2 separate regions of the Mus musculus genome follow, and region 1 is linked to region 2. A link is a contact called in ENCODE POLR2A ChIA-PET data. All regions are on one chromosome and are shown on one strand. Each heading gives the region's core, a stretch centred on a gene start or an enhancer-like site at or near the end of the contact. The rest is flanking DNA. Distances are from core to core; before and after follow the strand shown. Region 1 holds the start of Mxd4 (Max dimerization protein 4). Region 2 holds the start of Rnf4 (ring finger protein 4).

Region 1 (3,590 bases), core at 122-2,621, 150 kb before region 2:
GAAGCTGAGCTCCCAAACCTGGGGTTTAGGGCAGACAGAAGCCGGGTCCAGGCCATCTCACTGTGGAAGCTTGGGGCAGTGAGGCCTCCAACACACTTAAGTCCTTCTGCAAACTGTTCAAAGCAAGAGACCAGGGGCTGGGACTCAGGCCGTTGGTAATTCAACCTGTTCTTTGCCAGGCCTAGGACACCACAGAAATGGGTCCTTGTGCCAGCCTCTCTGTTTCCCAAGAACAGACAGGCCACAGGAATGAGCCGCACCCTCTGCCAAGGGGCCCTGAAGCCCCCAGCCTGCTAAGGAAGCTCTCAGACTGACCACACAGGAGTAGCTGGGCCAAAGTTAGCCCCTAGACAGTGTCAGGTGTGCCCTGGATCCCACTGCAGCCAGGAAGGTGGAACCTTTAGCAGTCCTAGCCATACCTAAACCTCAGCTTCAGGGCTTCCTCCAAACACAAGGCCAAGGCAAACAGTGTAGTTGAGCCCTGGAACTTTTGAGAGAAATAGCTCCCTGCAGCTCTTCGCGACAAAGCCAGCCCTATGCTTGTGGTTGGAGTTTCCTTGTCAATAAGCTGCGCAGGACGCTTAAGTAGCCAGAGAGAGGTCTCTGTCCAGGCTCCTGGGGATAAGGTGCTGGGTCTAAGAGCAAAGCCAGCTCCGAGAAGTGCAAGGGAGGGAGGAGTCCCCAATTAGGCCCAAACTAGGGAGTAGCGGTCGGCACCAACTGACAACTCCTCTCCGGTCTGGAAAAGTCCAGAACGGCCCTCGGCGAGCGCGGCCGCTGTACGCGTGGCACTGTTTACGGCGGCGGGGAGGCGCGGCCGCGGGAAGATGGCGACGCGCGGGCGGGGCCGGCACCTCCTCCAGGCCGGCCGCCCGGGTGCGCGCAGGACTGTACTGGGGACGCAGAGAGGACGGGGACACTCGGGTGGGGCCGACCCGAGCTGGCTTGGCACAGCGCGCGGGGGTGGGAGGTGGGGGTTGGGGGCGGTACCTGTTGTTCGGGGCCTTGCGCACCAGGCCGGCCGTCTTTGTTTTCTTCCTTGCGAAGTCGCCGTCGAAGGGCAGCACGGAGGCGTAGCCGTGCTCGGCCTCTGCGGGACAGACGGTGCGGTCAGCGGCCCCCTGCGCCCGCCCGCCGCCCGCCCACCCTGGCACAAAGGGGCGCGGGCTACCTCGGTCCCTACGCTCCAGGTACTCGGCCGCCTCCAACAGCAGCAGCAGAGAGTTCAGCTCCATCCTGCCGCCCGCGCACGGGACGGCGGCGGCGGCGGCTGCCCGGCGCGCTCCTGCCGGCTCTGCTCGCCGCACGCCCCGCGCCTGGCGGCACACCAGCCCGACTCGCGGACTCCAGCGCTGGGCCGCCACCCTCTGCCTCAGGCCCTCAAATTGACACATAAGTCGAGCAGCAGTCGACGCAGCCAATAGGTGTGGGCGCTCCGGCTTAGGGGGCGGGTTCTTGTCTAGCCTTGCCCAATAGGGACTGGCCGAACGCCTCGGGCAGAGCTGAGAATGTTGACAGATGCGAAGCTTGGCTAGGATAGGCTGGCTCCAGTAGTAACAATTTAGAAGCCCAAGCTTAGCAACAGCACGTGGTGGCCCAGCCCCAGTGCTCGCTGACTGGCGGCCATCGTGCATGTTAAGTAGGCATTGCACGCCGATTGGGCCAGAACGGTCTATGTAAATTGAGTCCGCGGACCAATGGCCAGTGACAGGGCGTGGGGCCAATGAGGACGCCCGGGCAGGACCGGTTGCCGAGAGGAAGCACTGTGTGGTGGGACTGCTGCCCGGCCTACGCGGGGGCCAGGAGGACGTGGACCGTGTCTCGGGAGACACCAGGCAGGATGCGCTGCGGACACGCGCCCTGGCGCTTTGTCGTGCCCATGCATGTCGTGCGCAACGACCTGTTGCCCGGAGTCAGTTGGTACCATAGTCTCGGTGGAGGACCAGGCTTGGGGCCTGATAGGGGCGGGCGCTGGGATCTCGCTAAAGAACAGCAAAGGACACCTGTCTCTGGCAGGAATATTGGCTTCAGGGAAGGCTAAAACTTGGAGACAGGGACGCAGACCATTGGAATCTAAAAGCCTCTCAGATGTCAGACCCAAAGTAGGCAGGATCAGCCATCAGGAGTAAAAAGGAAGGCCACCAGGGTTAAGGGAGAGGCACCAAGAGCTACTGACACTACTGAGCAAGAGGGATCCGTGAGTGTCTGTTTGCGGTGCTTGGTCTGAGGGTAGAGCCGTGCCAAGAGCCAGGCTATGGTGACAAGAGGGTGAACTCTTCAGCAAACTCCTGGCCCTAATGACCCGAGGCCCTCATGCTGGCCTATAGATGCATGGGGGACAGACAGCTCAAGATGCCCTAACACCATCCTCTGTATCCATCCTCTCCCACCCCTTGATCCTCTCTCTGTTATTAGGTTGAGGACAAAATAGCAGGCTGGAGAGTTCTGTGGGAAATAAGGTGGCTAGATAGCAGCTCTTAAAATGGAAGGAAGGTACTGTAGCAAACAACAAAGATTATTAGCATTGAATTTACTTTAGGACCAAGGTGGATGCATTGTGCACACTTCCTTGTGGCTCTCCATATGCCCAATATGCAGATAAGGAAACTTGCAGTGTCCCCTTGAAATAGAAAGATGGAGATTACTGCTCCCACACCCAGAGCTGTTAACAATCTGGGAATGTGGAAACCAGAACCACCTCCCTCCCAGCCTGGGTGTGAGCCACAGATGTCTGACCTGTGGGGCAGGATTAAGAATAACAGGTGCTCTGATGGCGCCCTGAAAAAAACAAAAGAGGAACCTCATGCGGTCATAAACAGTCCTGTATAGACACTGAAAGAACTCCTTAGTATTGGTTGAAGTGCCTCTCTGACCAAGCCCACAATCACTCCAGGGCCAGGGCTGTCCAGAGCTGTAAAGGAGAAGGGTGTCCATCTTTCTGGAGCATTGAGGCCCATGCTCAATGCTGAGCTTTGGGCCCCTGAGCTTAGCATGCGGGCCCAGCATTTTGAAGGGTGCACCTTTGCTTTGGCAGGCTGGTGAGTTGCCTCTAAGTGCTAAGGCAAGCCTGACCTCCCCAGCCTGCTCCCTCCTCCTACTGGGATGGGATGCTGTGGTGTGTTGAAGTGGAGCACAAGAATAGCCTCCTAGCCTTGGAAATTTTTAATCTCAACTGGGGACACTAGCTCCCACCAGCTGCATCCAAGACAAAGCACTTTCCTGTGCCAGAAGTGCTCTCCCTCTCCAAGAGCATGTGAACGCTGGGAGGAGTGGGTAGTGGTGACCTGATAGGTAAAAGTCAGCTCTAGAGAAGTCCCAGGGGCAGGACAGCAAGCCTGCTGCTCAAGGAGGCTGCAGAATGAGCTGGCTTCCCAGGGGAGATCTGGAAGCCTCTGCTCAGAACAGGAAGTGGCTTGCAAGTACAAAGGGCAAGTTTGTCCCCTTTAGACCAGAGGGGTCTCTCCACCCATGGCCTTCAGATGGGGCAGGGGCACCAGCAGTGCCTGTGTGCATCTGTGTCCCAAAGTTCCCAAGATCTGGGGAAAGGAGGCATCAGGCTGGCCAACCAAGACCACCTTCCTCATCAAAGG
Region 2 (3,444 bases), core at 657-3,156:
ACAATGAGAGTTGGAAAGATTTGAACTGACTGCTCACAACTGTAATTCCAGCTCCAGGGATTCCAACATCCTCAAACAGAGGGATGAAAGACCTTTAAAGGGAAGAAGAAGGGTAAGGATATACATCATATGAATGAGGTTGCAAGCAGTTCAGAGCAGATCTAAAACAGGAACTTAGTAATTACAAATAGAAACAAATAGAAACCTTAATTTGCAAGGATGTAACACAGAACAAACAGGAACTTATTAAATACAAACAGAAACCTTAACTTGCATAGGACAAACAGAAACTTACTAATTACAAATAGAAACTTTAACTTGCAAGGACTTAACTTAGGACAAATAAACTTTTTTGGTGGTTTGTTTGTTTTTTGAGACAGGGTTTCTCTGTTATAGCCCTGGCTGTCCTGGAACTCACTTTGTAGACCAGGCTGGCCTGGAACTCAGAAATCTGTCTGCCTCTGCCTCCTGAGTGCTGGGATTAAAGGCGCCACCACTGCTCGCTTTTTTTGGTGTTTTTTGAGTCAGTGTTTCTGTATAGCCTTGACTGTCCTGGAACTAGCCTATCAGGCTAGCCTCAGACTTAGAGATCTGCCTGCCTCTGCCTCCTGAGTTTAATCTCTGCTGGGATTAAAGGTGTGGGCCACTACTTCCTGGCAAGAAATATTTAACTGTTTAACTGCAAACAGAACCTTTAACCTATAAGGGTATATATTCCTGTTTTGGTCTCACCTGATTTAAGTATTCAAAAAATTATAAGAAATACCTACATTTTTCTTACAAATGTAAGTTCTCTTTATTCCTATTTATAACATTTGGAAAGCATGCCCAAAACATCAAAACACATTTTACACTGGAGTCAGGTATGTATTTATCATACACACTTTATCCTAAGTTCTCTTATAATTCCATAAAACGTCAGAGATTGTAATATGGAAAATATTAACGGTCGGGTTTTGATCTGCTTCGCCATGTTAATCAATCTTCCAGGATCTATATCCCCACAGAAGCAATTCAACCACATTTAGGATAACCTTCAAATCATCTGCTCAAGTAGTCTGAGGGTCCTCATCTATTTCTTTCTAGTTGCTATTTATCTATGGATAGATCATTTTCCAGTTGCTAAACCCATCCCTCCACCTAGCCCAGGAGCAGCAGGACTTGTATTACCTGTTAGCACTCACATTCTTATTAACCGGCAGAAGTAGGTAAAATGGATAACCTGTAATAGGTGTGAATGGACTGAGACTTGCCTAAAGTTATTATACTGGTTTTCAGATTCAGGTAAGAGAGATTCTGTAACATGAGATGTCCTAAGACCCAATTCCAGGCCCTGGTCTTGCCCGAGGCCGTTCTTTGCATTCCATGGGACTTGTGTTCTGAGTCCTGCCTTTCTCGCCTCTGCCCCGACACACTTGGGCAGCTAACCCGCAGACTCCTGGGCATGCCCAGCTCTACCTTCCCCCGCCTTTAGCACACACAATGTCTAACTGGACGTTCTCTTTCGTCTAGTCCTCAAGCTTCCTCCAGGTAGGCCTCCCAAACGTATAGGTGAGCCCCCTGTCCAGATGATGGGATTCCTGCGAGGGAGAGTCCGGGGACCGACATGCCTAAGAGCCTGGCACTTATGGTGCGAATCCCGGCCTGGTTGCCTGTGGATCAGCAGAAAATTGGGGCCTTGGGCGAGTCTCTGGTACGCCTCATTAACGACCGAGGAGACGGAGAAGGGTACGGATTATGGTTTAGGGCTAGATGCAGCCGTAAGGGCCACCGTATACCAGGTCAGAAGCCAAACGAAAAGTCAAACACCCAGCGGGCAAGCTCGCGACGCGCCTCAGCAACGACACCGCCAAGTTCTCGTGGGAGGAGCGCGACTGGCGGCACTCTCGCGGGAAGTGGAAGCTCCCGCAAGCAGGCGGGGGGCGTGACCGGAAGAAGGTGTATTTCAAAGTGGTAATAGATGGTTTTCTCACCCAATAAAATTGCAATTTATCCTCCTAAACCGGTAGAGCACGGGAGAAAAGGCGGGAGAGGCCAATAAGGGCTGAGAAGGGCGGGCCGGTGCCGGACGAGCGGAAGTGGGTCTTCGTGAGGCGGTGGAGGCTTGCTTGAACGGGTCTCCTCAGCGGCGGCTGGAGTCGGTACGTCCTTGCCCGAGCTCATCAGCCGAGGCGTCTGGCAGCAAACCCCAGCTCCAAGTAAGGCTGGGCTCCGCAGCATGGAAGCGGCGGGGCAGGGCGGTGCGGGCGTGGAGCGCGGGCGGCCTCTCGGCCCGCACTGGGGTTGGTGGCCGCCCGCCTCTCGCAGAACCGCGCTTCTCCGGCTTGGGCCCTCTGCCGCCTCTTTCCCGGAGAGCACGCGGTTGTCGGAACATGGAGCGGCGCCGTCGTCGGAAGTAGGGAAATGTCTTGTGTGGGGGTATCCGCTCGCCAACCCGCGGCCTGGCCGGAGAACCTCTTTCGCCAAGTAGGAAGGGAAACTGAGGCTCGGCGAGGGTTGGGGGTCGCCCAAGGTCACTCTCGGGGCCGGGCGGGCGGATTGCAGAGAACCTGAGCGAGGTTTTTGTTCCTTGCTGATGACGCAGCCTTTGTGTGGTCGCGTCGCCGCCCCGCCTTCCGGAGGCCTGCGAGTTTGCTGGGGCACCCGGGCCGCGTGGCGGGCCGTATCTAAGTTGCGAGAGTGCCGAGGACGCTTGCGGGCTTTGGAGCTGAATGGGGTTTGGGCTTCCAGGAGCCACTTTTGGTTCTATCTATGGTTAGTCAAGCGGGCGATTGCGACCTCCATCCTTAGCCCGGTGCCTGCTCGGGCCCTTCCCTCAGGGCCACATCTGTACACAGGGATAGGAAACTTAACCTTTAACATTGTTCGCAGTGGACGCCATTGTCCACATTTTGATTAGGGCGGGGGAGGAGTCCAGATATGGGCGTTCCTGCTTTTTGTTTTTTTAAACTTTACCCCTGGGCGTTTTAAGCTTCAGTTTTTCGGTCTGCCGTTTAGTTTAGGTTGCCCAAGTAATTGGGGGAGCCCGAGGTTCACAAAGGCTGAGGTAGTCTGAGGTCTTTCAGCCTGCAGATTGACTCTTGTTCCTGACAATGGTGAGAGGGAACCTCTCTCCAGCCCAGACCCCACACACACCTGGTGCTTTTTCTTTTTAATGGTTGGAGAAAACACTTGCGTCCCGGTTTGCCTGTGAGTTCGATGTGAAATGAGTGGAAAGTTGTCTTGCTTACTAAGTACTTTGAAGAGTGCTTGTGATTCCAGCCTTTCAGAGGTAGAGGCAGAAGAATCAGGAATCTGAGGATATGTTCGGTCCTAGGTGGAATCGAGGCTAGCCTGGGCTACTTGAGACTCCATTTCAATAACAGTTTTGGTTTTGTTTCCTAGCTTATTTGGTTGTTCCGCCCCCCCCCCCCCAGGAAAGTTGGTTTCTTGGTGACTGTAATA

The links. ChIA-PET counts read pairs that join two places held with the same protein, here RNA polymerase II (POLR2A).
Region 1: POLR2A ChIA-PET joins it to region 2 with 23 read pairs in embryonic stem cell. The contact joins the promoter of Mxd4 here to the promoter of Rnf4 in region 2. POLR2A ChIA-PET finds 5 or more read pairs at or near these places in 4 of 5 experiments (Patski and embryonic stem cell).

Annotation. Positions count from the first base shown.
Region 1 is chr5:34,186,339-34,189,928 of GRCm38, forward strand. Mxd4 (Max dimerization protein 4) reads right to left here and starts at 1,372. Exons shown (of 6, transcript NM_010753.2): 1 at 1,172-1,372; 2 at 991-1,090. The coding sequence starts at 1,235.
Region 2 is chr5:34,334,344-34,337,787 of GRCm38, forward strand. Rnf4 (ring finger protein 4) reads left to right here and starts at 1,907. Exons shown (of 8, transcript NM_011278.5): 1 at 1,907-2,198. It also overlaps A830049F12Rik.